Linked DNA regions of Mus musculus: region 2 is linked to region 1. The links are chromatin loops, found by intact Hi-C in ENCODE. Cell type or tissue: gastrocnemius. All regions are shown on one strand. Links, peaks and the distances in the headings refer to the core of each region. The heading gives the core; the rest is flanking DNA. Region 1 overlaps Zfp644 (zinc finger protein 644). Region 2 holds the start of Barhl2 (BarH like homeobox 2).

Region 1 (15,802 bases), core at 4,690-12,689:
TTTCTTCATGTCCACATAATGAAATGTGACTTAACTATCTACTAATTCATAATTGTCTCTACTCAGGAGAAATTAGAAGGCCTTCTTAGGCCACTCAAAAGAGCAATTTATTTCATCAGCTGGAAAACATGACGTAAGAAATGGAGTCTGAAGTTGGTATTTACGCTAACATTTTTCTGGGTTTAATTTTCCTAATACATTCTGACTATAAAATGCTTAGAGCATTTTATACAAATTTCAGGGCACAATGAAAAACAATGCATCATTACATTCTGAAGGATCTTTATCATTACATTCTGAAAAATCTATAATTTTTATCTACTTCCTTGGATTAAAAGAGGACTGTATTCATCCAGATAAAACAACATTTGACTTATACACTAATTTAACACTTCTCCAAACAGTTTTCAACTACTCTATATGGACAAGTACATAGAGCTGAAGAACTGACACCAGTCTGTTGCTGTAACAAAAGAAACATACTTGTAGATAAGCATTACTCACTCAATTTAAGGACGCTAACCAGGGCTAGAGGGATAGTTCAATAAGCTTTAGTCCAGAGGACCCAGGTTCAATTCCCAGCACCTATATGGCAGCTTACAACTATCTGTAACTCCAGTTCCAAAGGATCCAATGCCTTCATACAGAGAAACATTCAAGCAAAAACCAAAGTACATAAAATAAAAATAAATATAACGGAAGCTAACAAATTTAAAACATACTATAATGGTATGATGTTTAAAAGATTTCAATGTTTAAGAGAACTTGAATTTGATTAATTCAAAGTACCACTTAAGATTCTTTAAAAACTGTTTAGATAGCACTACTAAAATCCTTCTATAATCATAGAATCACAGAATCTTCCTCTTAACTGAATTTAAACATGTTCTTTAAAAAATGCATACTTTTTTTAAAGCTGCAAATAGGGGGTTTAAAATCTACATAAAGCGTACTTCAGCTTCTAGAAACATAATGAGTTCTGCAGCTATAGCTGCCTCTAGTCATACACGGTGAGCACTGCACAGCACAGAGGTCAGGTCTGTCTTCAAGATGACAGATCATCACTTACACGCCTCAAGCTAGTCTTATTGTCTCAGAAATCTCAAACATCAGTATTTTTGCAAACTATCAGCACTTGCTATAACACCCTCACTACACTGCATCTTGAGGTTACTACAGAAGAAATGAGGTGATAATTGCATATTAACATAATTATTCTGTAATCCCTCTGAGCAAGCTTCCTAGGTCACTCAGTAATTCAGATTAGATACAACCTTCTTGTCATCAAATCTATGCTGTCCACTTTCTGTTCATGAATAATTCTTTTTTGATAAAAATTATCTTAATTTCATTCTTTTATGTACATTATTAATTGTATTTATTGCAAGTAGGTTAACATTTTATGAGTACTTATTACATAATGCCAACCTTTGTTATATAGTATAATTTCACAAAAAAAGTAGTATAATTTTGCCCTCATTTTAAGTTAGTTCATTAGTAACTGTATTACATAGCTATAAATAAATTATAATGTTGCCCACTAGCTGAATTCTAGTCGGGTTTTCACAAACCCTATGTTCATTTACATTATCCTTAAAACAGATGACAACTTCAACTAGTAAGGTATAAGACTCGGTCAAAGAGAGAAAACCATTCACAAACTGTCAACTGCATAATAAATCCCAATAAACTACATTTAAATCACTTTAGCATTTAAGCCTAACATACAAACCTAATTCTCACCCAGATTCTACTAGAAGACAAAGTATATTACATAATCCTATCAACTGGGTAGTATCTTAATGTGGATGGGGTGTCACACTGACTGGAAATACTATAAAAAATAAACAACTTACAAAAATAGAGGCTAATACTAACCACCATGCCATATAATATAGCAAAGAAGCAGGCTAGTCTGCTTAGCTTCACAACCCACAGGGTTAATAATCTATAAACTACTGAAAGCCTGTCACAGAAAGCAGAACATGTAGTCAATATGTTCAGATTATAATGGCAGAATTTCACCTTAAGATTAAGAAAAGCCAGGAAGAGGAACCCTTGATACAAAAGATGGCTGTCCTATCTAATGACCAACTCAAATGGCTCAGCAGGTAGCTATTTGCCAGAAACACTGAAGAACAGAACTAGAGGTTGAAGGTCAAATAAGATGATCTGTAACTAAGGTCCTTTCTAATATGTACGATCATGTTAATTTAATTGCATCACTAACCAGCAACACTATTTAAAACTAAGAGGAGAATTTAACTACAGGACCTTAAACACTCTAATTTGAAGACTACTGGAAACAATCTTTTAATGACAACTGGAACACACTCCTGATGACCCTCAGGCAATGAAAACACCGTGCTAAGTGAGGAACACAGCAGAACCATAAAGCTGTCTGCCTCTGACCATGACTTTAAGAAGCCTAAGGCCAAATGGCGAACACATGTAGGTAACTACAAAACCGTCAAGGTGTGAAACATAAACAAATATTGTACACAGGCAACTTAGAGTCTTGCTTTCATTCAAAATAGCTCAAAGTGAGATTTCAAGGTGTGTCTCTATCTCTGTGCTGTTCACAGCACACATGTGCAGGTCACAGAACTCCCAGGAGTCTTATCTGTCCTTCCACCATTCGGGCCTGGGGACAGAAGTCAGGTCTGTTAGCTGGTAGCAAGTGCCTTTACTCACTGAGCCACCGCACCAACTCCTTCCCTACACAGTTATCTTACTACTTCCTGGTCTGAGATTCAGAAATTAGAAATTCAACAGTACTAAATATTCTAGGAAATGCTCATCTGGTTTGCAAATCTGACCAAGAACTCATGGTTAAGGGAGATCCTAACTACTGTCATTTTGCTAGGTGGACATAGTACCAAACTGTCCTCTAAGTACCCACAGTAAGAGCAGATCTCAGAGCCACCCAGAGAAGCTCCTGTGTGCAGTGGACGAGCTAAGCATGCACACTCAGCCAGACAGAACACCTGCACCCCCACCAGTCCTTCCGAGAGTCAGGGAGAGAGGAAGAGTCTAGGAGCTAGGGATCAGGAAACACCATCAGAGTCAAGCACTGGATTCTGGTCAGGACGGCTGTGCTCATCAACTCTAGGCAGCTGGCTATGTGAGCACGGCCAGTCCAAGAGGAGCCAGGCAGCACTGAGCTGAGCAGCTCCTGACAGATGACGGCTTCTGTGAGGACAGTCAAGTTTTCTTTAAGCAGGTGGCCTCTGGCTCTGGTAAGTTGATACTGTAAATAGATGGCCTCACACTCTTGAATTTATGGACAGCACAAAACAAACTCACTAAGGGTAGATCTAGGAGTTGGGAGGAGGTCACTATGATCAAAATACATTACATAAATGTATGAAATCAAATAACTAATAAAAATATTTTGTAAATTTAAAAATCGTAAGGTTTTGTAGAAATGTTCCCCTTTCAACTCATCTTCAATTCATGTAAAATTTCAAAAAGCCCCTAAATAGCAAAACTAGTATTAAAAAAGACAAGGCAAGTCATGCTAATTTCAAGTTGCTACGAAGCTACAGTAGTTGAGTGGCAGTGGCCGAGGCAGTGGCCGAGGCAGGGAAACAGTCTGATGGGATCTATTTCAGAGTCCAGAAATCAACCAATCCATCAGCCATCCGTGGCAAACTAATTTTCACCAAGGTATTAAAAAAAAAAAAACTGAACATGAAAAGAACTGTCTTTTGAGCCAGATCAGATATTAAAACCAAACTGATCAACACCCTGAATACCTGGCACTCAGAGAAGAGGCAGGAGGATCGCTGTGAGTCTAAGCCCAGCCTGGTCTACACAGTGAGTTTCAGGCCATGGGTATTGAGTGAGCCCATGTCTCTAAAACCAAAAACCAAAAAATAAGCAAACAAAACAAAACAAAAAAGCAATCTGAATGTAAGAGTCCAATTTGCAAAATTCTTAGAAGATGTCATGGAATATGGATTCTTCAGCATCAAAAGCACAGGTGGGGGTAAAAACTTATATGGACTTTATCAAAATAAAGGACGACCTATGTAGGGCATAGTGGTGCTCACCTTTAATCCCAACACTTAGGAGGCAGAGGCAGATAGAGCTGAGTTCAAGTCTAGCCTAGACTATAGAGCGAATTCCAGGACAGCTACACAGAGAAACCCTGTCTGAATGAATGAATAAAAGAAAGGCCTGTTTATCAAAGGGCATTATTTAAATGTATTAGATAAATGTTAAATAACCAAGATATATAAACAGGTCAACAAGGAGGATAACCAGTAGACTTGATCAAATTGTCTGTTTAAAGAAGATCTACAAATAGCCAACAAGCCAACGAATATATGTTTCATTTTATGGTCATTGAGGAAATAAAAATCAAAGCCTCAAGAAGATAAATTCTTCATACCCATAAGATCCTTAGCTTTAGCGGACAATACACTAGAAACAACCAGAATAGAGACAAATGTGAATCAGAGACTCTCACACACAGATGATGAGAAAGTGAAGTGCCTGTGTGCAGAAAAAAAGTTAGGTGATTCTGAAAGGGCTAAATGGAAGCATGTGACCTACCTGGTCAACATCTAGATAGTTAATAATATTAGATAATCTCAGCAAAAATGAGGAGCTTGTGCTCAGAGAGATTTGTTTTCCAGTACTTACAGTAAACCTGGAGCCAGTGCTCATCGGTGCCATATCCTCAGTCCTCGTTTTTACTGTGAGGAGTACTCACAAAGTTGCCTGCCAAGTCCAGGCAGGCCTTTAACTTTCAATCCAAACTTCAGTTTCAAAAGTAGCTAAGAGCAGTAAGCCTGACTCACAGGGAAAACTTACATTAAAATATATGTACAGCTTGTATTTACAAAACCCAAAAGATGCAACAGAATGCTATTCAACCACAAGTAAGTAGCTAATCCTAAAAGGTCATCAGAGACAGAAGTAACACACCAAGTGAAGATGGAAACAGGAGAAATGGAAATGGTTATATAATAGGCTATGTATTTTATGGAGTGACCAAATGACTCACCTATGCAAGCTGATGGTTGCCTCAGAATGCAAATACACCATACATCAAAGAACCATACTCTAAAAATTGTTAATTGTATGTCATGTGAACTATTTCAATTTTTAAAGAGAACAATCATAAAATGTGGTACATTCTGTCAATATCTAATGATGTAGGAGAAATTTTTGCTTCCTAGATCTGTCCAAAACCACCCAAACTCCAAGTCACATAATGGCTTCTTTGTAATATTAAATTAACAATGTGTCCCATAGTGCATGGTCTTTCTAGTTGGAACAAGGGAAAAACTTTTTCAGTTGTGTTTTGCCAGGCCTTTCTGGCTGGGAAGCACGCAACAGCAATAGCAAAAGCCAGGTCAAAGGACCAGTAGCATCCTAGTACAAACAATGCCAGCAATAGTAGGAGTGATGGGCAGAGAGCTCAGGGGCATGTGTCAGACCACAGCACTGGGAGGCAGGCAGGAACAGACAGTGAAGCTGTGAGGAGAGCTGTCTGGGGATGGGTGGGTCAGAGAGGGCAGGGCTCTGCTCTCCCTAGTGCCCTGTGAGGCTTCAGCTGCACTTCAAGGCGGCACTCAAGGGAGCAAGCACCTCAGTTCTGGCCTTCCTCGTCTATGGTGCCAAAGAGACCTCTGTTCATTATAAACGAACCAATCTAGAGTATTCTGTTAAAGCAGCACAAAACTAGATAAAGATAAATGAGTAAAAGAGGGGAGAGAATACAAGTGGTGTTCAAGTATTCTAGATCTCTGCATTTCTCTAAAAAGATTAAAATGACATAATTAAATTAAAATTTTATAGGCAAGAATGCAATTGTAATCCTCAAGGGTAAGTCTCAAAAGTGTGCTCTGAGAAGCACTGGGGATCCCCAAGGCTCTGCACAGGAGTCCTCAAAATTAAAGCAATTTTCATACTAACACCTTCCTTGCCTGTTTTGCTCTCCTTCTCTCCTAAGTGTATAATGAAATTTTCCAGAGGCAATATGACTTGGGATAGCCCAACATATTAAAAAAAAAAAAAAAAAAAAAGATAGAAAAGAAAAAAAAGATAGGTAGACAAATATAAGAAAGGTCTTCAATTAAGACATTTAAAAAAGTTTCTTAAATGTAAAGTAATGCTAGTTTCACTAAATTTCTACTAGAAATTGTATTTTATAAAACTGCATTACTTATGCAAACATGTTTTGAAATATTGATATAGTATTTATATAGCTTCTTAAGTATTTATATAGCTTCTGCTCACATTCAAATACAATAGCTATCCTTCTCAAATACCTAGGGACACCCTGGACTGCCCGCCACACTGGGTGGACAAGGTAAGGGCAGCTATGCCACCAAGCATCTGTGAGGCAAATCCCTCCTGATACCTGGCCTGCGCCTAGATAACTGCACTGAGGTGGAGACACTGATAGAACCATTGAGACAAATCAGAGTTTTATAAAAGGTCAACAAATAATTTGAGACTCATTCACTTAAACAGAGGTAACATTCATAAAAATTGAAAAACTTAAGACCATATCATGAAGATACGATTCTACTTCACAGTAATAAATAAATTCAATTTTATAAATCCTAAAATATAACAAACATTGATGGAAGTGTAAACAACAAAGAGAGCTTGTACTTCTTGTATATAAAGACTTACGTGTCACATAAATCAAGGCATGGTGGCACTGATACCAGAGTAAGCTGACCAAAGATAAATCACAGAAAGAGAAACAAGTCCGTGTGTGTGTGTGTGTGTGTGTGTGTGTGTGTGCGTGTGCGTGTGCGTGTGCGTGCGCGCACGTAATCACCTTATTTATGACAAAGTAATATATATCAACAGCAAGTCTTTTTAATACATATAAAATGCATAGTCATATGAAATAGTGACAGTTTGTAAAAATCGATTCTAGCCAAATAGTAAAGCTACTAGGATAGTTTCCCAACTGTACCGCCAATGGCATTGGCCTGATGCGTGCTCTGTGTACTGTAGATGCTTAGCATTTGGTAGACTGTATGCTCCTGGTAGCACCCCTAACCCAATGTATAGGATGCCACAGTACCCTATCCATTTGCTTGTGAAAGCATTGCCAAAGCAGAGATGTGGGATCAAAGAGAAGAGAACTGCCTGCCGCTGAGAACCACTGTTATACAACATACAAGAGACTATAGACAGTCACATCCTTAGAACAGGAAATAAACAGAACACAACAAACACTGCCTAGAAAGCAAAATGAAGACCTACTAGACTACACTAAAATGAAAGTCTCTGTTTCACAAGGCAACAAGACAGTGAAAGTCTGGCCTAAGTAGGCTTAAGGTATGTTTCTGAGCAGTTTCTATCTAGAAGTAAGCAAGCTCATAAAAGGGGTGGAGAATCCTAATGAGGAGAAGAGAGAAGATTAATTGTAACTAACACAAGCAAAGAGGCCTGGAGAAATGTCTCAGCAGTTAGGAGCATAGAGTGCTCTTGCCAAGTATCCGAACCTAGTTCCCAGCACCTACAACTGCTTACTAACTCCAGGAGATCAATCACCTCTTTTGGCCACCCTGGGTATTTGTACAGTACCCAGAGTACCCGGAGAATATATTTGTGTGTACACTAGTGTATATACTAGTGCTGAAGAGACAGAGTGCCCAGCACTGGTGAGGAGCTGGGGAGTCACTATAGACATCTGGTACTGAGAAACAGTTCTTGTGTTATATCCAATTCCAACGATCCAACAAACATATTACACTCTGAAGCATGTTCTACAGTGTAACTCAATCCAAAGGTTCTCTAGTAAAAAAAATCAAACCATTAAGAAGTAAATGTGGACCATGGCTACACCTGACAAAATTCAGACTTCCCAACATACTATTGAGACATAATACTATATAATTCTACTTACATGAAAGTTGTCAGGCAAGGCTACTCTGAAAGAAAGGCCTAGTGACTGGCAAGGTAAACATGGGGTGCCCCAGGCTGGTGGCATCTGTCCCATGACCTGTGGTCATGATGTGATTACTGTGTGGTATCCAATGAGCTGTGCCTTACACTTTGTGCACTGTATACACTGTGTGTGATTCTTTATTAGAGCTGTGCAAGTCTTTTGATGGGAGTAAAAGTGCGTCTGGAAACACAATTCACTTCTCACGCTTCAACTACACTCTGTACATGACAAAAATGCATAAAATATTTTAGAAATAATTGCTGGAGCCCTCAATATGATGTAGGAAGACTTAATTAAGAATATTTAATTCTATTTTCCAAATGTGTACCTTGATTACCTAAACATAACTGATTCTTAGCTTCATAAGAAAATATAGTGTTCACCTTGAAAAATACTGCTAATAAAGAAAACTTTGAAAGATCTTTCTAATACTAAAGTCATTTTCAACGTTTAGACTAAGAAAGACTTCAGGCCAGATGACAGACAGTATCTGAACTAACAGAGGTCTCCTGCAGAAGACTGCACACTTCTAAGCCTTGGCTTAGACTTTATATAGTTTTTGGCATTTTTATAAACCCTACTTTAGGGTATTAGTAATTATCTAATTAATAAATCAGAATCAAACACAACATCAAGTTTCTCATCTTAGTTTCTTCCCTGAATGTATCATGTGTAGCAGAGTACAGTTAACATAACAATCTAACTCATTTTTAAGCCATGTAGTGCCACCAAGTGGCAACAGTTATTTTTTTTTTTCTAAAAATACTTCAAGTAATTGAAAGTTAACTACAAAATGGAGGAGAGGAATCAATCTTATAATTCTAGTCAAAGTTGAGAAATCAAACTGTCTTTTATTTCTAAAGAAGCACATGGCACCATCTAAGAGTTATAAAGTTACAACTCTCCTGGAAGGCAAGTCCTACCTAATGTGTCAGCCCTGACCACTTGCTATGCTCTAACCCACATTTCTATAACCTGCTTTACAGACTAACGACACACAATAAAACAATGGGAAGCTTTCCCACCACCCTATTACTCTTGTTAAGTCTGGGGAAAGAATCAGGAGAACAGGGTAAAGTAACTTCTGGCATTAGCAACCTAGGACTGCTTCAACCAAGTCTTATATACTGGGTAGCTTAAAACAATCAATCAAAAAAAACAAAAAAAAAAAACAAAAAAAAAAACCCTAAAAGCAAATGTATTGTGTCACAGATCTCCTTGGCTCATAAACAACCATCCTTCCCCTCTGACTTCACATCCTGTAGCTCTGAGTCTTCATATCCAAACTTCCTCACTTCAAAACCCACCAGCCACAACTTATCAGATCTACTCTAATAATCTACTTTAATTTGATTACAACTGTAAAGGCCTCTCTCTCAATAAGGCCATACTCTGGGGTATAGGAGACTTGGAGTTTAATGTGTAGCCTTTAAAGAAAAACCACAATTCAATCCAAAACACTACACCTTCTGTATTTGACTTTTTTTATGTTTTCTTACTTAAAAGAACAAAAATTAATTTAAATCACAGAATGCTATTTTAAATTATTAAATTTTACTAACTTATTAATTGAATTGAAAATCTGTAGCATAAAAGTCATAGGAAATATCACAGCAGTGACTGCCACGAAGCTCACGTTCTGTTTACTTCTAGTACCCTTCATCATAAACTGCACAGCACTTTACTCATCACTCACTTTACTTGAGCCTTTCTGCTGTTCTTTAGCCATGCGCCGAGTATTCTGCCCTCAAGTTCTGCCTCCAAATACTTGTATGGATCACCCTTGTGCCTAGCTATCTCCAGCTTTTCCTAGAGCATCCTACATAAAGTGCAACAGCACTCTTAGTAACTACCGTCTCTGCTAACACACGGTGCTCCAACACTGGACATATCATGTCCTTGTACCTGATCACATGTTATTCTCCTGACTACAAAGCAAGTTTCTGGAGAACAGGGTTTTCTTCACAGATGGATAGATGCTCCAACGCTTTAGAAATATCAGACTATCCAGGCAATCAGCAAGCTGTCTCTACAAACTAAATAAGATATGGAAGCTATGTCTTTGTACTTCCTACATATTCAGGTAAGGAAGATATTTCAGATTTGAAAGGACGGTTTTCAATTGGTAATACAAGCTAAATATCAAACATTTGAAGTAGAGAATTGGAAACTTTTTAGGTTAGGATAGATGACAGAATACTTGCCAAATATGATGGATGGGATGTTATAAGTGTATATCATACCTTACAATTTACATACTTGTTATAATTATGTTCAATATATATCTAAGAGAAAATTCTGAGCCCTTTTTAACTGGACAAAAAGGAGGAAATGTAGCTGCTTATACTACAAATGCTAATTATGTTCCCCCAAAACACTGTACCTCCATGAAACTTCTGGGAAACCTGCCCCGTTGGTTCTGATTGGTAGATAAAGATGCTGACAGCCAATAGCTAGGGAGTACAGACAGAAGTGGGATTTCAGGATTCCCAGGCTTGGGACCAGGAGAGGAGAGAGGAGAAGATCAGGAGAATATCTGTCCGCCATGCCAGGAAAGTGTGGAAGAGAGGAAAGATGCCATGCTGAGAAGAGTGCAGGCCAGAGAGGAACAGCCACCATGTGAAGGATCTGGGAGAGCCCAACCCAGAGGGTGCCCAACTGGGTCCAGGGCAGCCAAAGTAGAACACAGAATTAGTAAATAATAACTTGGGATTAACAACATGGAGGTTAGGAAATGGTTCAGCTATTCTGCTGTCTATATGTCTTTCATTTGGGAACTTTTAAAGCATTGAAGCGGGTAGCAAACCTGCCACCAAGATTTATTATTTAACTATTACTATAACAACTAACTTTCATGTGTGTTTAATGGAAAAGAAAGGAATCCAAACAGCATCTCAGACTTTAAATGGAACCCACAAGTAGTCCTCTCTTTGAGAGACTGTCTCCTCAGGTGTCTGTCTGACTCCTTGGTGCCGAGATGGCAGGCAGCCCCACCAAGCTCAGCCCTTCTCCAACCATTTTCCACTTGGTAAGCACAACGGACCTTTGTCCTTCTTCACACTTTCCTCTCAGAGCATCATTCAAATCCTTAACCCAGCTGAATCAGCTGCACTAGGTCCTCTTCCCGGTGTCCCTTCCAGTCACAGGCCATGGACATGCACTTCACTTGGTCTAGAGTCCTCTTCTTTCCTCAGCTCAGCTCTCACTCACACAAAGCCTGTTACCCTTAACTCACAATGTCCCTCAAATCAGCTCAAGGCTGCTTACCACAGAAGCCTGTGCGCTCCTGAGCTCCTCTGTCATATGTTCAGGCCAACAGTTTCTTCCAGCTGTCTTTCAAACACCTGATTGACAGCTCCTGAATCCTCTCCTCTAACTTACCTGTAAGATCAAGAAAAAACTTCTCCATGGCTCACAAGGACAGAGCCACAGCCTCTGCTCCAGTCACTGCATTGTGAGCAGTCAGGTGACGTGGGACACACAGAACACGGTGAAGGTGACTATATAGGCCTGTAACCTGAGAGGGATTCATGTTTTCTTTATTCATGTCAGCTGGTTTAGTCAAATATGCTGAATGTTTCTGTCAAGTGTCTAGCTACCAGTGTGCTCAAAGATCACACTCATCTGACACAGTTATGCAACTCTGTGGAAATGTGGTGAACGTGCACACCTCCTATCAATCAGGCAGATACTAAGTACATACCCAAAGTCGGGACTTCACTCACAAGCTTCAAAATTCATACATAGGAAACTAATCCACTTTGAAAGCTACATATGTAATATAATTTTCAGCAGTATAAAATGAAGACAAAAGACTGTATTGAGGGAAAAAAAATTTACTTCAAGGCCCCAAACTAAAAATTCATTAACTGTCTTAATTTCTCTTTTGGTAAAATGTTCTCTAATGTATATCAATTTGAGCAATGAGTCTCTCATTTTAATATAACTTATGAGAAATGAGTAGACTGTAATAGAGGTTCTAATGGTAACCATTCTGATCTCCTAAGAAAGTCAGAACTCTGTAGTACTCATGTTCTATCCACAGCCTGATAAACAATGACTATCTCTACTTTAAACTGTCATTTTGATAAATACTGTAAGTCTTTATCTTTTCTTTCCAGTCATTGTCATTAGAATTAAAAAAGCTCTGAGTGAATGTGTAGGGGTAGGAATGTAACTCAGTGGCAGCCAGAGGACATGCTCGGCACCCTGCATCCAATCGCATCCAATCCCATAGCAACTCCTCCATTACCATAGATAGTACAAAATAAAGCTGTCCTAGAGCTCTCCTCAGAGGGATGGCTCTTCTCACTGTGAGAATGCCTCCCAGATATCGACAAGTAGACATATACTTTATTGAACATAATAAAACAGAAGTCACAAATCTAATCAGTGTGTTGCATTTGTCATCTCGTTCTAGGGGATTGGTTAAATATATATTCATTACAAAATAAAAGTTACCCTCTTTGGCAGACTTTCTTGAGTAAGCAGTGTCTGATAAACCACCCTGAATAGTCACTTCAGCACAGGCAACCATTCGGTTGCACAAGAGAACGTTCTGAATGTATCTATCCTTACAAATCAGTGCCCATCCCAAATCTACATGTTGAAACCCTAACCTCCAATACCTCAAAAAAACAGGATCCAGAAAAGGCTCTGAACGCCTGATGTTGAAAGAAACTGATAGGCAGGCCCTAATCCAGTCTGATGTATCTCTTTAGGGGCAGACTAGTACACATGAGAGGATACCAGAAATGTTCCAAAACACAAAGAAAGACAGCGACTATCTACAAGGGAAGGTGACAGGCCTGGGGAAAAGCTACACCTGCAAATACCACACTCTCAGATTACCTGTTTCTAGAAGGCAGGTGAGGGATCCCATGTGGAATGCTCTGTGGCAGCCCAGTTATACAAGCACACTAAAAAATGTTTTCAACCAAACTTTATACAAACATTCAACTGCAAAGTAACACATTAGTGATTCATCCCCTTGTTTTTCCTTGTTTCTCTGTGAAGTTCCTGGTTGTCTTAGAACTCCTTCTGTACACCAGGCTGGTCTCAAACTCAGAGATTCCCCTACCTCTGCCTCCTGGGTGCTGGGATTAAAGGCAGGTGACATCATGCTTCACCCAACACATTAGTGATCTCTACTCTCTGAAAATACCAAACTAAAGTCACCCACCTCTACCACACTAAATGTTGATATAAACAGAGCACAGCTAAACCATGAAAAGTGATGATCCTTGTTTACACAGTATGTCTACAAACCCAAGAGCAATGACATGGACCCCAGCTTAGACAGGGATCCATGTCAATTTCCTTAATTGCAAGAATAGCTTAACTTCTAAATATCTGATATAGAAATATGTGAATATCCACTTGACCCATGTTAAAGAAAACTTAGACCTAGACCCCTACTAAAGGTCCTTTCTGTGCCTGAAACAATTCTAGATCAGTATTAAAAATCCTAGATGTGACTGGGCAGTGATGGCACACGCCTTTAATCCCAGCATTTGGGAGGCAGAGGTGGTGGATTTCTGAGTTCGAGGCCAGCCTAGTCTACAGAGTGAGTTCGAGGACAGCCAAGGCTACACAAAGAAACCCTGCCTCGAAGAAAAACAAAAAAACAAAACAAAACAAAAAATCCTAGATGTGCTTCAGAAAATTAACTTCTGCAAAAGATAAGATTGTATAATAATGCTGGGTGTGGTGGAGCACACCTTTAATCCCAGCACTCGGGAGGCAGAGGCAGGCGGATTTCTGAGTTCGAGGCTAGCCTGGTCTACAAAGTGAGTTCCAGGACAGCCAGGGCTATACAGAGAAACCCTGTCTCAAAAAGACCAACAAAACAAAACAAAACAAAACAAAACACAAAACAAACAAACAAACAAAAACAACAACAAGATTGTATAATAATCTCCTGCCCTGAAATTATATTCTATGCCATTAAAGCCTTAGGCAGCCCACTCTAGCCTCAAACTCTTGTGCTGACATTACCATTATGTACCATGCTCTTACTCAGGGTTTGCATTGCTGTGAAGAGATACCATGACCAAGGCAACTCTTATAAAGACAACATTTAATTGAGGCTGGCTTACAATTTCAGAAGTTCAGTCCATTATCATCATGGTGTGAGCATGGCGGCATCCAGGCAGGCATAGTGCAGGAGGGGCTGAGAGGTCTACATCTTCATCTGAAGGCTGCTAGGAGAAATGTGACTTCCAGGCACTCTGATGAGGGTCTTAGAGCCCATGTCCACAGTGACACACCTACTCTAACAAGACCACACCTACTCCAAGGTCATACCTTCTAAAAGCGCCATTCTCTGGGCTGAGCATATACAAACCATCACAACCACCATTCCCAGCTCCATTTTTTATAATTAGATAGCCAGGATCTCTTAGGTCAGCTTCTGAAGTATGTTTGTACTTAAAACCTTTTAAGTACTGATATTCAGTCCTTCTCTAAATCACTCTTTTGTTTACTGAGACAGGGTCTCTTTGTATAGCCTTGGCTGTTCTAGAACTAGCTCTGTAGACCAGGCTGGTTGGCCTCCAACTCACAGAGATCTGCCTTGAGTGCTGAGATTAAATATATGCCACCACCTGGCCTAAATCATTCTCAATATAGTGTGCATATGCATGCAAGTGACTGAATGTAATCTACTGTAACAAGCAGCTATGACAGCTAAAATCCAGGTATCTTGTAACTGTCATGGGTTGTGATTAATGTGAAACATCTTATCACTTACATCCTGTCATACGTATTTCCCCAAACAGTAGAGTAAAATACAGTCTGTAGTACATCATGGATTTATTACTAAAGTCATCTGTAAGCCTTCACTTATTCAGGTAGAAAGAAACCAAGAACCGGGAATTAATTCCCAGCAAAGATAATTTAGCAGTAGATTAAAATCTTGACTGGGATTTACTGTTAAAATTTAAGGATAGTTTAACATAAAAACCTAATGTAACACATCACATCTCCTTAAAGAGTATATGGCAATGTTCAACATCCTTTTTCATGATCAACAAACTCTAAATCAGAAATGAACCAATAAAGAGACCACAGCTAATTCCATACTCAATGGTGACAATGATAAGCTTTCTCTCAAAGACTAGGGATAAAGCACACAGCCATTTGTTTGTCTCTTGTACTTTAGCTGGAGAGCAGAGGAGGAGTGGACCAGGGACAACAGGAAGGATGGGGAGGGCTGAAAGGAAAGGCAGTCAATGGGCAAAGTCACAAGGAAAATTATGTTTGCACACATGATACTATCGTACATGCAGAAAACTAAAACATATTCAAAACCCGTTAGAATAAAGAATTTAGCAAAGCTACTACACAAAAATCAATCACGAAGACAAGCTGTTTCTATTAGAAACTAACAAGGAGGGGCTGGAGAGATGACTCAGTGGTTAAGAGCACTGACTGCTCTTCTGAAGGTCCTGAGCTCAAATCCCAGCAACCACATGGTGGCTCACAACCATCTGTAATGAGATCTTATTACCTCTTCTGGTGTGTCTGAAGACAGCTACAGTGTACTTAATTTATAATAATAAATAAATCTAAAAAAAAAAAGAAACTAACAATGAACAAACTAAAAAGAAAATTAATTAAACAATTCTGCTTCCTATAAGTATTCCAGAGACAGAAATACTCAGGAATAAACCTAACCAAGACTGACAGCTTGCAGACTGAAAACTACAGAACAGTCCTAAAAGAAAGTAAAGACAAATGAAAACAGAGGTTCTAAGACTTATTGAGAAGCTGTATTACTTAGGGTTCTCTACAGAAACACAATTTATAAAGTGAGTATATACATGAATATATGTCTGAAGATATATATGAATATATATGAATAAAATTTATTAC
Region 2 (15,802 bases), core at 4,387-12,386, 190 kb before region 1:
TACGGTAGGCGGGACTGGCACAGCCACCAGCACAAGGAGACACAGCAGGCGGAGGTGGAAAGAACTGCCTTTTGGTAGTTAGCTCTAACGTAAACCTAGATTCATGGGAACGTCTAAAATGTGGACTGCCAGAAATTTCAAAGGCAAAGAAAAAAATACAAAAGTGTGTGGGTTCGTCAATTTGGGTTATGTGTGAATTTTTGGTCTATCACTGCATAGCAAGGAAAGATGTGACATTTGTTCCTTTAATCACATATGTGACACAATGTCTTCACTCGAGGCCAGTGAGGACACGTATGTCCCCTTTAAAAATCTTAATTTAATGACACTATATTGTAAGCCTCTACTAATAAACTATTTGTGAAAATAGGACAGATAAGAAAGTCGTATGTTAAATGGTCCCCAGTCGCCTTACTCCCAATGAGAAACGGCTGATACTGGGACAGGAACCTTTCACCTTACAAATACTCAGCCCTCTGGAGGGCAACTGTTAGTTCAAGACTCTGAGAGATAAGTTTAGTCGTTTCACCAAATATATTTTCATCTTGTGAGTAATATCAGGACAACTTTTAGTCAAATTGGGAGTCTTAGCAAGTCCATTTACAACTAAATCATTAAGTCTTTGCATTCAGCAGTAAAGCTGGCCTGTCCGAAAGAGACCTGCCATGAGAATCTCATATTTGGACACTGCCACACACGGCTTGCCTTCTCCGAAGTAGTGTGGTAATCACAGCCTCCCAAGCCGGTTCCTAACACCCAGCCAACAGTGTTTAGAACAGTTTGCCTTCCATGAGGGCACTCTAGTTTTGTGGCTTAGGAGTGCACCACCAGCGGTATTATAAATTCCAACTGCTCTCTAGAAAACATGTCTCCTCTTTCCCTTTCCCGTAGACACGGCCTAATAGAGGCCTTTGAGTGTCTCTTCCTCCAGCCTTCACGGGCTTTGGGGAAATCCTGATCTCCAATGGTGCCCAAACCCACAATCGTGGATAATTCACACTCCCAAAATCATTGGGTGTCAGTTCCTAATTTCCATTAACCTTTCTATCCCTCTAACCCAGCTAGGAAGAGAAAGAAGGGAGCCAGAAAGTTGAAGAAACTGACTCCAGGAACTGAAGAAAGGTTACCATGCAGTCCTGATCTCTTAGGAAGAGTGAGCAGGAGGTGGGTCCTGATGCACAGCGCTGCAAAGCTTATTTTATTTTCTTCATGGGAGATGGAGACCGGCTTTTTATTTCTTCCACAACTCACAGCACTGCTCTGGAGGTCATCCCGAGAACTGTTCCTGAAATATATCTGGATTTTTGACCCAGGTCTGTCTATAGGTGCCTTTCCCAGACAATCATCCTGAAACTCATCTGCCACCTCTGTCACCACCAGCACAGGAGCTTACAAGGCCGCCAGACTGCCCTGAGGCCAGGCAAGCACAGAGACCCGAGCGCCTAGCTACCGGGACTTGAAGGCACCAGCGCCTGGTGCATTCTGCGCCGCGGGCCGGCCGGGAGTGGCACAGGGCCTTGCCCTCCCAAGGGCAGCACCGAGGGCCAAGGCCAGGTTCTGCCTCGCGCTCGGTACGCGGTTTTCCTTTCAGGGCCTCCTATACGATCAGACGGTCGCAAAAAGTCGTGAGCACGCGTGGAGGGAGAAGCGCTGCAGATCATGAACCCCGCGTGGCTCGACCTCCTCCGCAGAGCTTGTCTTCCAGCTGCGGAGACCTCGCGCGACTGAAGCAGAAGAGCCGCCGGGCAGGTTCCAAGGGAGACCCCCGCAGCGGCCGGGGCTCGGGGGCCTTCCGTTAAGAACTTATTAAGTGGGGGGCGGTTAAGAGTTGATCTGTCGCAGAGCGCTACTTACCCCCATATTTTTGAATTACTTGTATTGATCTGAGACTGTGTTCTTTGGAATGTGACCCTGTCGGACTTCGAGTTAATCAGGAAGCGCTGCCGGGGAGGGCTCCTTGTAATCACGGGACCTCCCCACCCGTGGGCACACTCCCCCACCCCACCCCACCCTTCTTAGTAGCCTGGGCCTTGCCTGGAACCGCCTGCCCTTGTCTTTGCTCCACAGCACGACCTGGGAGCTGTCTGTGGTGCTAGGAAAGAGAACCTTGGAGATCGCCAGAAGAAGGGCCAAGCAAGGAGAAGTAAAGAGGAAGAAACAGAATGGCAGCGCGCCCAGAAAAGCTCACAATGACAGAGGCCTTCACATCCCAGCTAGGAGAAAGCAAGGCAAAGGTCTCCTCTGAGTTTTCCCATCCCCCGTTAAGATAGTGGGGTTGATTTTCCAAAGCAAAAGGCCAGCCAGTGACATCTCCCTGAAAAAGACAGCCCTGGAGCCCACCCACTCACCATCACCCAGTCTGGGAGTCCACACTGACTCTCATTCAGATAGAGGAAGCAAGTTGTCTTCTACAGGCGATATGGAGGGGTGCTAGGCACTAGGCCCCAACTCAAAAAAAAAAAAAAGATTCAAGTGGTAAAGAGGACTGGGGTCCCCAGAAAGTTCATCCAGGGTCAGCCCTGGAGATGGTTCCACTTGCCCATGTGCCCACAACTGTCAGTGGTCAGCTGCCAGGACACAGGGTGGGCCAGCTTTCCCCAAAAAGGGTTCAAAGCTGCCCAGAAAAAGGCGGTTTTATCTCCTCCTGACCTGTCTGTGGGTGGTGAAAAGTCAGGGCTTGTTTTTCAAACTTGCTGACTTCAAATTCTGCCTGGACTTTTCTTCCAGTGTATTCTTTGCCACCTCATGGTTTAAAAAGCACTTAAGTTTCCCTAGCCCTGGGGAGGGCTTTTCCCAATGTTTTTAGAAAGTTAAAAATATAACAAAACCAAACTACACCCAAGCCACCTTGTTTAAGGGGTGGGAGTTGAGCAAATTCTCCTGAAAGGTTGCCTAGGCAGAGGCAGAGTGTAGGTGGGAGGAAGGGAGAGACTTTAAGGGTAAGCTGGGTTTTGCAGCAACACAGGAAATTGGCTGTCTAATCGGCACTGTGTGGGTTTTCCTTGGGGGGGGGGATAAATTGATACAGGGTGGTAAATATATTTTCTGGGGCTGGCGCCAAGCAGCAAGGGTTACATTGCAATTTATTGAAAATAGCTTGGTTGGACTGCAACTGACTGGCTGCTGGCCAGAAAGTTTAACTTCTTCCTTAACAAGTAAATTACTGATTATTTATAGTGTGTTTTCCAGATTCCCCTGGCTCATCCCCAGGCCAGCAAGCCTTGAGGATGGACCTTTTGAGGTTTTTAAGCATCCCTCTGAAACAAGTCCATTTTCCTGTGCTCTGGTGGGAAGCAAAGAATGTCGTCAGAGTTTCTGTTTGTCTAGACTTCCAGTCCAGAGACCAGTCACAGTTTGCCCTTCAGACAGGGGAAAGACAAGGAATGTAGCTAGCTCCCCGGCACAGCCACTTGGGGAAGTCCTTAACCAGCTAAATCTCCTGTGGAAAGACACATTTGCTTGCCCCTCTCCACACCCCAAATATAACTGGGCCAGCACAAAAGCATGAAAGAACCCCCTTGTAAAGGAATGAACTCATTTTGTTCTTGATTTTTAAGCAGTAGTTTCTGGACTTGGGATTTTAGGGCACCTGTGAAGGTCTCCTTTGCAGCAGTGTTGGAGAGAAAGGAACTTGGTACCCAACTTTCTTCCCAAAACAGCTCCTCTTGCAACACCAATCTAACAATCTGTGTTAAACAGCAAGTAGCCAAAACCAAAACAAATGGAGAAAAGAAGGGTGGACATTTTCAACCACATGGTTTAGGAGATGCAAGAAAACATGTTTATCAGAAAAGGTGAACCTGCAGAAATTTTGATGTATGCAAAACAGCTACCACAAGCCTGGAAAGAACTACCCCTGCACTGACCACCCACGGAGTCCAAGTTCAAGCCAGAGAGGGAAATAGCCGTGGGCTGACTCCCCAGTAGGGGGCTGGTGGGCCACTGGCCAAGGTCTTGCCTAGGTTAGTAAGTTTGCTCCTACATTTTCCTACCAGACACTGGATAATTCTTTTATGTGGCTTTCCACAAACAACACCTGTGCTTTCTTTGGCCCTGAGCTTTCCAGACCCAGGTACAGTGTGAACAGAAGATTCCTCACACCTTAGAAAATAATTTTTATAGACCTAGGCAAATCATCGTAAACTACTGAAACTTGACTTAAAAGAAAATCCAATAAATGCTAAGACTTCCGAATGGGGGTGCCTGTTGAGTACTCAGGCTTTGAACCTTTTCCACACTGAACAGGGTGCCGTATTCCTAACTCAGCAAGTAAGTAAGTAAGTAAATAAATAAATAAACAAAATGTAGATGGGCTATCCCAGACTCTTGTTAGAATCATAAAAAGTCCAAGACCATTTTGATTCAACTGAGGAGCTGGGGTGAAATCTGCAAGCCACTCCCTAATTAGCCTTGGTCTGATGCAGGCGCCTGAGGCCATTTCCTCCTCGCTTTCTCTCTCTCTCTCTCTCTCTCTCTCTCTCTCTCTCTCTCTCTCTCTCTCTCTCTCTCTCTCTCTCTCCCCTCCCGTTTTCCTTCCCACCCCTCTTCAGTTTACATTTCCACACCACTACATTTAAAAAAAAAACATTTTTTTAAATGTTTCAAGCAGCAAACGAAGTCGGAGACGGGGTCTAGATATGTAATAACTGCTTTCTCTGGACTCTGTCAGAGCACTGAGGCTGGAGAGTGCTCACATAGGATCAGGTTTTCCCCTACTGCTGAGGAAGGGACCTGACACTAAACAGGAACCTGAATAGCTCTGTAGCTGTGTTCCTCCGGTCCATCTCTCAGCCCTACAGTTTTTCTTAAAACAATCCTTAATGCTAGATTTAATAAATAGCAGCCTCGCCCTGGGCACCTGCAGCCCAAAATCAAGCCATGGCTCTGGTACACACACACACACACACACACACACACACACACACACACACACAGCCTTGCGGGCTTCCTCTACAAGCTGGGCAGGGTCTTTCGTTTTGGGCGCCAGCACTTCCAGAAGCACTGATAAAAGGCTTGGCAAGCTTGTCTCAACTAGAGTTTGACGTTGTGCTCCCGCTTCGCGGATCCAAGCACAACTCATTAGGGCGAGCGACTAGGTGAGGGGCTGGGGAGGCTAGAAGGTCGCAGTTGGGAACTAAGAAGGCAAGGATCAAAGCGGCGACAAGGGTTTGTTAGCAGGGCACTCGGCGTCCCCCGGGGATTCCTAATTGCTCGGCCCACAGCCTCCCGCTCGCAGGCTGTCCGGCAGTGAGGGCGCCCAGCCGCAGGCGGCTGAACAGCTGCAAGGCCGGCCTAGTGTCCGCCTGCCGCCCAGCTCCTGCTGGCTTCGCTGGCCAGGGCTTGGGGACACACTCAGCCCCAGGAAGAGCTCTAGAAGGGGAGGGGCACACAGAAGAATACATACACACCGCAAAACCTACACAACTAAGCGGGAGCAGCAGGGAAAGTCAGGTGCCTACTTAGCACAACAGTCCACAAACAAGTGTTTATCCTTTAAACCATCCTTTTAAAAAGACACCTACGTAGTCTACGTGGTTCAGAAGAGGCGGGCACCTGGAATGGAGCGGTCTGATTACAAGCCAGACAGACCTAGGTCTGAACAGATTTTGTACACTACTACTGAAGTGATAGTTTATGTGCCCAGGTCACGCATTTCATAATCGGTGCGTGTTTCTTTTTTATTATTTTTTTAAGTAAAATCAGCTCCCTGGGATTTCATTGCTTGTTAAAAAAAGATAAACTTTATTTTTGTAATTTTCAATCACAAAAAATCTATACTTTTGTCTAAGCATTTATTTTACTGAATCAAAAAGACATGAAAAGAAAAGTCATGTTATTACTGACGTATATAAGTGACTCTTTTTTGGACAACATATAATAAATATGATATATCACTCATCGCTCAGTCTTTCAAATGTACATTTTTTTCATATTATGTAGCATGCCACTTTTCCAAAAGAAAAAAAAAAAGCTCATGAAAAATCAGTGCAAAGTTCTCCATCACCCTCCTCTGCTCTGAGGCAGACTGGATGTCCAGGGTACCACCTTCTGCCTGGGGGTGAACTTCAGGCTTCTGTCCAGTAACAATTCTCTCTGCCCGAAGGCTCCTCTCCATCCAGTCTCTCCCCTCTTTGCCCTCCCCCCTCCCTCCCTGCTGCATGTCCCTAAAGTCATTTTGTTTAAAAGAAAAAAAAAAGAAAGAAAGAAAGAACTCGAGGGTTCGTTTTGTGTGTGTGTGTGTGTGTGTGTGTGTGTGTGTGTGTGTGTGTGTGTGTGTGTGTGTATGTGTGGGTGGATGGGTGTTTTCACTTACTGGTTGCACTTTTCAGTATTTTCTCCAGTCACACTCGGGGAGCTTTGCAGCCCTGCCTCTGAGTGGGCAGATGGAGATCTGAGAGCTGGCTGGTCCTTGGGGACCCCAGCCCACCGGTGAGCTCCCCCTTTTACTCCTCTGCCTCTATTCCAGTTGGTTTGGTGCGGGAAGAGGCGGGGCAGCCGTCCGGGGTGAGGTGGGAACCTGGAGGGCTGTGGCACTGTCCCTCCTGTCCCTCCTTCCTCACCGGGGATGCGGGGTGCCTGGGATGGGGTTGGACAAAGGGTTGAGGGCCGGCTGTCCCCCAGGCCCCAGGCCGTGGATGAGCACGCGGGGTACCAGCGGCCGCTGCAGCTGCGGATGAGGTGCTGGAGGAGTTCGGTACATGCTGCTGTACATGGCCGCGGCCGCCGCCGCCGCCGTGGTGCTGTCCATGCTCCCCAGCAGGCTTGGGTGATAGAAATAAGGCGACGGAAACATCCTCTGCAGCGCGGAGTAGTTCCCGGCCTCGGCTAGCAGCTCCAGGCCCACTGCAGTCTGCCGCTTCCACTTGGTTCTGAAAGAAATCGGGTGGGCGCGGGTGGCGGCTGCGGAGGATGGTCCCGGGACCGCGCCCGCCGCTCCCCGCTCTCCCCTATCCTCCCTACTTCAGGAAGGCCTGGGGAACCTCAAATACACCTCTCCTGCCCCCACCCCCACTCTGCTTCACCCACGCGCTCTCAGGACGGCCCAGGCCCAAAATCAGTTCTTCAAACTACGTCTTCTACGTGGGGACACTCGCAGATGGAGTCGTACAAGCTTCACTGCCTTCTCTGGCCCTCTGCCCTACAGTCTGCCCCACGATTTAACTATATCCTGCAACTTTCCCGGAGGCCAAATGAAATCCCATCTTTTCACCAGCCTTCTTCCCTTGGTCCCCCAATTCTCCTCCAATCTTCTCTGACCAGAAATCTCAGAAAGGTTGGATCTCGGCCCCTCCCCCCATCACACCCAAGGAAACCAAAACCAGAAACAAAGGGCGGCTGACACTCCGGGTTTGCACTCTCCATGGCTGCCGGGACAGTTCCTCCCTAAGTCTGACCAGGCATTACAGGCTTAGGGAAGAAGGGCGACGAGGTTCAAACTGGAATTCGTTTGAGAGTGAGCTCTCCCTAGGGAGCGGTACCTCCGACCATTCTAGGTGGAAGGAAATGGGTCTCAAGATATTCTCTCCTTAAAAGAGAAAGTAGTGCTTAAACCCTGTGATCCATTTTTTTTGGGGGGAGGGGGTCTCCTCTCTTCCCACTGCACCAAGCTGGGAGAGAGGACTTTACTCGAATGCCCTAGGAAGGCAAGCCTGGTGGAGCATCCATACCCAGCAGCTCTAGCCAAATTAATAAACATGTCGCCGGTTTTAAATTGGCTACAGATGACACTAATGTTCTCCGACAGAATTAGGGTGGCTGAAACCGTATGTAATGAGACAGAAAATTATGGTAAGATGACAACTGGACGGGCATTTCCAACCCCACTTATGAACGATTAGGACACAAACGACAGAGGGGGCAGAGAATTGAGCCTAGAGAGTTTAGCACCAGGTGTGGAAACAGGACATAACCTCAACTCCTACTGCCCAAGTCTGTCCCTAGCCACCAGGGTGAGGCCAGACACTTTCTTAATGTCTTTTTTTAATCAGTCACATGGGACAGGGTTTGTGTCCCCTCCCCACCCTTCCTCTTTATGAGACTGCAGAAACAGCCAGGACATGGGGACAGACAATTCCCTCCCCTTCCCCCACGCACACTGTTGAGTAGATGCTCAAGCAGCTGCCTGATTCTCCAGCCCATGGCCTCCAGTCCAGCTCTAATCCAGATGGGTTTCCCTGATCTTCCATGTTATGGCAACCAAGGCTTGGACTTTGGCTTTCCCAACTGCCTAACATTTAAGCCAAGGCTGGTGGGACAGCTCTGTGAAGATCTCAATAGCTAGGCCATGTTGCTTGACACAGATATTTGGAGCCAGCTTGTGGCAGTTCTAAGGGTACTCTGCGCACACAGATTCCTCCTGGGTGTCAGTTACACAGATATTTCAACCTGAGTGCGGCTTGACTTGAGGACAAAATGAGGGAAACTGTGGTGCCTCGAGTTTCTGGGGGGCAGGGAGAGAGAACCAAATGTTAAGACATTTAGAGCACAAAAGTGTTCAAACTCCCGGTGTCCTCAGTCACTCCCATTTGGATGTGTGCCTAACCTCTGCCCCAAGAATACCCACTACAGACCCTGTGACTCTCTGTCCCGCATCTCCAGGAGAGAAGATGGTACCGGCCTGGCCTGCAGGGACCCAGTGGCTCTCCTCACCTTCGGTTCTGGTACCAGGTCTTGACTTGGGTGTCAGTGAGGTTGAGTGCGGCCGCCAGGTCCATTCGGTCCTGGACACTTAGGTACTTCTGCCGCTCAAAGCTACGCTCCAGCTGGTTGAGCTGGTGGTCTGAGAAAGCTGTCCTGGCCTTTCGAGGTTTCTTGGCTCTCACGGGGGGACTCTCTCGGCTACTTGTAATCTCCCGGTCTCCTTCCTCCTTTGTTCCTAGGGTAGAAACAGTGACAGGGTTCTGTAAATCAGCCTGAACCGAGGAAGAGAGGAGTGTCCACCTGGCACACACCTCCACACCCCCACACCCTTTCCTGGGCCTTGGAGAGCAGAGAGGCCTGAGAGAGTTTAAGTGTCTGTGGTCTCCTGTTTCTAGTTCTCTTTGGTCTGAGAGGAGGTTATGTTATGCTCCTCTTTGTTGTTTTCAAAGGGATGTTCTTTGTAAGGCACTCTCCAAAGTCTTTCTACTCTGTTTTCAAGACAGGCAGACTTCAGGACGTTGCTCTAATATTTTTCCTGCTAGCTGGAACTTAGATGCCTTTGTTTCTTTTCAGATGCATTTGGAAAATGTTAAGACTCAAACCTTCTGCAGACCTCCTCTGTATCGGGTCCCTTCCAAGCTTCAGAGAGAATGTGTCACTGAACTGAGCTCAAAAAACACTTGAGCCCATCCAGGTGACAGCACAGAAATTTCCGGATTCTATTTGTCAAGTTTGGTTTTTTGCTGAAATGCTAGGAAATCGATATGTCAATCCCTCTCCGTTTGTACCGGTTTGTGCAGTACTCCTTGATCTTCCCTGCAGGAAGAACAATAATCTCTCTAATTGACCCACTGGGGAGGTTGGTGAACGAGAAATCGCCAGACCAGACTGTACATCTGTTTGGGGCACTATTATGCTAATGCTATAAACAGTAAAATGAAGAGCCCATGTCCTAGAAGGTAGGAACCTTCTAGATTGCAATCCTTACCAGAGAAAAATTAAGCATTAATAATAATAATAATAATAATAATAATACCACTAAAGATGGGGGAAATCTCCCTGGTGTTTTAAAATCTTTTGCAATGCAAAGACAAGAACAGTTACTTATGAAATTGAAATTGCCCAAGACGAAAATAGGGTATTAAAAGATAAATTTCCATTGTTGTCTTGATTTTACAAAAACAAATTCCATAAAATTTAGTTTTCACAAATATTTGTTATTGGAAAGGGCCAGAAGAGGGGTATCGGTGAGAAGGGTGTTCTTAAAAAACAGGCTATGATTTGTTTTCTGTATTAATCATCAATTAGTAAAAATGAATTGCTCCTGTAATAATGTTGGAAATTTTTCTAACATTAAATCAGACAATTCCTGTGACGGCATTTAGAAAACATGGAGGGGGCATTTGGAAAATACTGGGGTGGTATTGCATTCAAAAATAAACATCAAGTTGTGATCACAGACCTAGACAACCACAACTGGCTACCAGCTTCTCTCCACCCCTTCCCACTCCCATTCCCAAGGTCTCAGCTAAAAGAAGAAAAAAAAAAAATCCCAAGTAAGCCTCTGTTTTCAACGAAAAGTGTCTCCCATCCTATCTCTTCAGTTACCACCTTCCTCCAGCACATTTAAAATTAAGTAAAACAAAGAACGGAGCCGGATGGCCGCAAAGGTTGTGGGGCAGAAATGTAACCAACAGAACTTAAGGTGCGTCGCTAAATCGCACGCCTAGGCCCCTCTCCTTCGGCGGTCACTCAAGTGACCCGGGCAGCTCCGGCGCAACTCACCGTGGCATTTGATGTCGCTCTGGGGGTCTTCTCTCTTGTCCAGCTTGGTTTTGCCGTCCTCCTGCTCAAGCTTTGGCCTGAAGCTCTCGTGTGCCGCGTTGCTCTCCTGCTTCGGGGTGTGATGAGGAGAAGAAACGCTGGTGCTGTAGGGTGCACAAGCCGCCAGGGGTTTGCTGTCTCCCAAGATGTCCTTAATTAAAAAGGAAGAGGTGGAAGTCCTGGGGGCCGCGGCGGCCGAGCCCAGCTGCTGGGCTGCTGACTGCGGCTGCGGCGGCGGTTGCTGTTGGGGCGAAGGCTGCAAACTTTGCGCGGGGACCGCGGATGGTGGCGGCGGCTGTTGGCTGTGGTGGAGGTGATGGTGATGCTGGGGTCCGTCTGTCACAAGATGCGGCTCCGGGGGTTCCAGGGTGACCGAGATCGGTGAAGAGGGCGCCGTTCCCACGGTATCAATCTCCGAACAGGGTGACGGGGTGGCCTGGCTCCTAAAATCCGTTGTCCTCGCTTCACCGAGCGATCGGAAATCCCCGTTCATCATGCCGGGGCTCCCGGAACCGGCACCGGACAAAATAGTGTCTATTCCAAAACTCGACCCGCTGGCCCCTTCCATTGCTGTCATTTCTACATGAGGTCCACGCTACTCCGCGGATCAGCCGCCGCCGGGACCAAGCAAGGGAAACTACCGATCGTAAAACAAAATAGACACTAAAAAGCGTTGACACTGCTTTAAAAAAAAAAAAAAGTGGGGAGGGAATGAAGGATAATGGGAGGTGACAATTGGTGGGCACTTTCGACTCAACTTTTCCCCCTTATACAAAAAGTAAAGAGAAAAAAATTTGAGGGGAAAGCCCCCAAATGCCACAAGCGGGAAGGTGTGCTCCGCTCCGCTGGACCACCGCGCACGTGGGCGGTGGCAGCGGAGAGCAGCACCGAGACTAAGATGCTGGCCGCTGGAGCAACCCCGCCGCCGCCACCTGCACCGCCACCGCCGCCGCCTGGGTCTGCCCACTGCCCGATCCCGGGCGGCGGCGGCGGCGGCCGGAGCAGGTGCAGCGACCGCTAAGGCCGGGCGGTCCCGGAGGTGACCGCCGTGCGTGACCCGGCAGTCCCGGAGCCGAGTTTCTGAACTTTGTTGGAAAGTTGCGGAGCGAACGCGGCCGCCGCCGCCCCGGGAGGAGGAGAAGCAGCGAAGGAGCAAGCGCGGGCGCAGGAGACCGCGGACAGGCGGCGCCCGGCGACTCCCGCCGCTGCCCCGCGCGTTGGCTTGTCATCCGCGGGCTCGCGGGCGGCGCCGACCCCCTCCCGTGACGTCACGGCCCCCGCCGCCGCTCCCCGCCCGCGCCCCCGCCGCCCGGGCCCCGCGCCCCATTGGCCGCTGCGCGCCAGCCAGCGACGCCGGCGTGCCGGGAGCCAATGGGCGCGCTCCTGGCCAGCCCGTCAGCAGCGCGCCTCGAACCCCGCTGCTCTTTTGAGAACCGAACCTCGGTGCGCCCGCAGCCCTGAGCCCAACGCCTACTCCAGGGGTCCAAGTGGTACCCACTGTAACGAGTACCCGGCCAGGGAGATGGGGAGAGACCAGAAGGGCACTGGAGAAGGGAGCCCCCGGGCGGGAAGCGGGGAAGCAGTACGGATCGTTAGATGTGCCCGTGCTAAGTCAGATTGGAGGGTGAGTGGAGAGGCCGCGAAGGGCAAAAGGATCCTGCGGCTCCCGGTGGCCTGCAGCGCAGCCCCGCTCGCACGGTTCCCAAGCACGCTTGAGCAGAGCGGAAACACGAGGAGCAGGGGATAGAGGTGCTGAGGGACCCCACGGGGAAGTGTGTGACACCAGAGCCAGAGCTCCGCGTGGGCCTGCAACGTCTGAGCTCTACTCTCCCCACAGGAGCCGGTGCGCTCCAGCTCGGTCCAACCGGGTAGCAGATCCAGGAGAGGCACTGAGCTGGGGGGCTACATCTTTGACCCCCCTGTCGGGAAGGATCGGGCCTTTGGCTCCAAATCCCGCTTTGTCTCCAGTCAGAGCCTGTGCTGGAAGAAATGCCGGGCCAAGCACTTTCTCCCGAACCGGGAAAAACCCCGGGCGAGGCGTTCTCCAGCGGCGCGGGCAGCTGTGGTTCCCTGCGGCATCAGGCTGCTGTGGGGCCGCGGGAACTGGGTGGCTGGTCCGCAGCCTGAGCTCCCGCAGCTCCTCCCTCCAATGCTTCCATCCCCTCCCCACTGTGGCAGGCCTTGGTTTTGGAAAGGAAACAGTCACCGCCGATCCATTTGGGACCTGGAACGCGACTGTGACGCCGCCTTGTCGGAGGGTATCAACTTGCATTCTTTCTTCAGGACGTCTCCAACCTGTCTCTTGTTGAATGTCAGAGTAATGGGAAGCGCCAGTGACAAGCCGGCGTATTACTCCTGATTAAGTGCCGTGTCAACCTAATTAGCAGAGTAATTATAAGGTGCTAATGAATGATTCAAAGTTCTTTGAGTTACATTTTACTCCAAATTACCATTTTTAAGAACCTTATGAATCTGCGTGGTTGGCATCGTTTCCGTGACCGTATAGAATGATGTCAGTAAAGGACAGGGTTTAGTGGCGATTATGGACGTCGCCTTGCTTTTCTTTTCTTTTCTTTTCTTTTCTTTTCTTTTCTTTTCTTTTCTTTTCTTTTCTTTTCTTGTCTGGTTGAGGACCCTCTTGAGAGGTATCCCGGAGGCATATGACCTCCTGAGATCTTCCTTCCTCCGGGGTGAGTCCCAGATCTGGAAGATGGTGGTGATTCATCCTAAGGACATCTAGATCTTTGGTCCGGGTTGGGGTGGGGGTGTCTCCCGCGTTATTTCAAGAGTGTGTTGAGCTGTTTCCTACCGTCATGGTGTCACTTATCGTCCCCCTGTCTCTGAAAAGGTACTGAGGCTACCAAGACCATCTAGATAGCACTCTCCTTTCTTAGGCGAGCAGACATTTATTTATCACGGAACTACGGTTGGTGAGCCGAAGCCAAGACGTGCTGCAGGCAGACGCTGGTGGCCTGAGGGATCCAGGAAACCCTCTATAGCCACGTGGCTCGCCCCCGCGGGTGGCGACGGGCCTGTCTAGGCTGCCGCCTCAGAGTCTTTAGACAGTAGTAGTCTTTGGCGCCAGAACTGGGTGCTAGCCCTGCAGACCCTCCCAGGTTAGGCCTTGGTCTTCCCTTCAGAGCTTGCGACCACGGGCTGGGGTCTGATTTTACTGAGGCAACTGATCTCAGACTCCCAAGCCCCGGATAGACATTGTTGGCACCCTGAGCCCCTGGCACAGATGACCCCTGCGGAAAGGGCGGAAGGGTGCCTGGAGTGCGGCAAACGCTACTCTTCCTTCCTGGTCCGTTATCGATTAGAGTTTCCATCACCCCCAAAACAATCCAAATGAAGCGCTCCTCGAGCTGGGGGCCCCAATTCACAGCCAGCTTTCGAAAGCGAGGAAGGGGAAGAAACATTTAAAATCCAGTACTGACGGCCCTGCACAAATCAATTATTCTCGACCTTGATAAATAATTCATTTAAGCCTGTTTTTGTTTTGTTCCAACGCCCACAACGACTCAAGAGCTCAAAGGCTGACGGCACAGCTTGTGCGGGGCAGGTCGGCAGGGTGTTTTTCTTGGAATAATTCGCAACATTGGCAGGGAGGCGATGGGGATATGACCTAAGAAAAGATGGAATGTGAAGAGAAAGGAAAAGAGGGCCTCTGTGTGTGTGTGTGTGTGTGTGTGTGTGTGTGTGTGTGTGTGTGTACGCGCGCGCTCAGGGGATGGGGATCCATGAAACTCCAAAGCAAACTCAGTAGGCCCCCAACCCTGTGAATGTTTCCGATTATATTTTTAAAGAAAAGTCAATACCAAATTTTCTAGGGTTGGAGAGGTTAGCTCTTAGTCTTCAGAAGCAATTGTGGTGAAGAGAATATGAGCCACTGATTGGGATCCCAGGGAATGCGAGGAATGTCCTCAAAAATCAAAGGGGACAATCTTAATGACAAATCCCCCAGAGCTATGGTTAACTTTTCTCGGTTCTTCCCTACCCCAGATACATATCTGTTTTGTTATCATTTTCCTATAGGGTATATGCAATGTATACCTAAAAAGTCATTTTCTGGCATACAAAAAAAGCACTCGCTTTTCATCTTTAAAAATGAATCAAAATTCATCGGGGGGGGGGCGTGGTGATGCATGCCTTTATCCCTAGTACTCTGGAGGCAGAGGCAAACCTCTAAGCTCTAGGCCAGCCTGATCTACACAGTGAGTTCCAGGACAGCCAGGGCTACAGAGAGACCGTCTGGTGGGGAAACAGGTTTATTTCTCTTGTTTTCAAGCAAATAGATATGGTGCATTGGCTGAATTTTAAGTACATCATATGCTAAACTAACATAAATCTACAAAGAATCTTCCAACTCCAGACCCTCATTGTCTTTCTTCCTTTGCTTTCTTTGAAAGAAAATTCTTAAATTGGGAGAGGGTTTTTGTTGTTGTTGTTGTTGCTGTTGCTGCTGCTGCTGCTCAGAAAGCAGTTTATTTGCTAACTGTGAATCACAGCGAACCAATTTCATTCCTGATAGTGCAAGACACATCAATACCAACGAACAGAAAAGATCTCTACCCTTCTGACCCCAAAGAAAGATCCAAACACAAAACATGAGTTTTGTGTGCAGGACATCTTCCACCACCCACCTTTACTGTCTAACTTTGAGATTATTTTAAACTGGAACATCAGATTTTTTTAATGGATTTTAATTTTGATGAAATTTGCCAACAAATTATGATGAACTTGAAACTGTTGTTTCCTGTCCTGTGAGCCTTTAAAGAATCTCTATGACAGGGCCAGCTGACAGAAATGGGATGCAAAGGCGCCTCTCTCCACTGGGCGGCGCCAAGAACCCCAAACCCATGTACCTTGCTATTGTTTCTTTCTATAAAAGATGCAAGATACACAAATAGGCTCTCCATGATCAAGGCTGATTCAGAAACGTGGTATGACCTTGCAATCTCATGCTTGGGCTCTCCTGGAAGGTTCCTTTCTCTTTTTACAGCTATTTATACATTCCCAACTTCTTTAGATACTGGTGTATATCTACTTAGAAAAATGATCTATTAAAGAGAGGGAGAGGGAGAGAGAGAGAGAAAGATGAAAATAAGGAAACAGAGTCTGTTCTTCAGTCTGGTCCTTAGACTGAAACCGAGAGAGTGGCAATTGGGAGCAACGAGACAAAGAGAAAAAAAGCAACAAAATTATTCTGACAGAAAAGAGTTAAAACAGTAACCAAAACTGTAACCCATGAGCCTGAAAGTTTTGAGAGATAATTCTGGCATCCTAAAATTTGCAGAAGTTATCACTTTACCAAAATATTAAAGCTGGTAAGTTGGGA

The links. A loop is a pair of places that touch in the nucleus more often than their neighbours do. Peaks named below come from ENCODE experiments on the same cell type or tissue, not always from the same donor. Only the 100,000 strongest peaks of a DNase experiment are listed, where the experiment ranks them.
Region 2: a loop joins it to region 1, with 4 times the contacts of the local background. A loop is called at or near these places in 15 of 42 quality-filtered maps.

The regions. Positions count from the first base shown.
Region 1 is chr5:106,640,994-106,656,795 of GRCm38, forward strand. The region is part of intron 5 of Zfp644 (zinc finger protein 644); the gene reads right to left. Among named protein-coding and RNA genes, the nearest start is that of Gm42145, 41 kb to the left of the region's middle. In gastrocnemius, for the core only: a CTCF peak has its summit at 8,654 (motif pointing left); no DNase peak of the experiment used is centred there.
Region 2 is chr5:106,446,801-106,462,602 of GRCm38, forward strand. Barhl2 (BarH like homeobox 2) reads right to left here and starts at 11,366. Exons shown (of 3, transcript NM_001005477.1): 1 at 10,426-11,366; 2 at 8,650-8,875; 3 at 5,723-6,869. The coding sequence starts at 11,041. The coding sequence ends at 6,557. Gm33151 (a long non-coding RNA gene) reads left to right here and starts at 11,792. Exons shown (of 2, transcript XR_389476.3): 1 at 11,792-12,088; 2 at 12,643-12,939. In gastrocnemius, for the core only: no CTCF peak of the experiment used is centred there; DNase peaks (open chromatin) are centred at 5,002, 5,203, 6,090, 6,544 and 10 more places; H3K4me3 peaks cover 2,616 bases.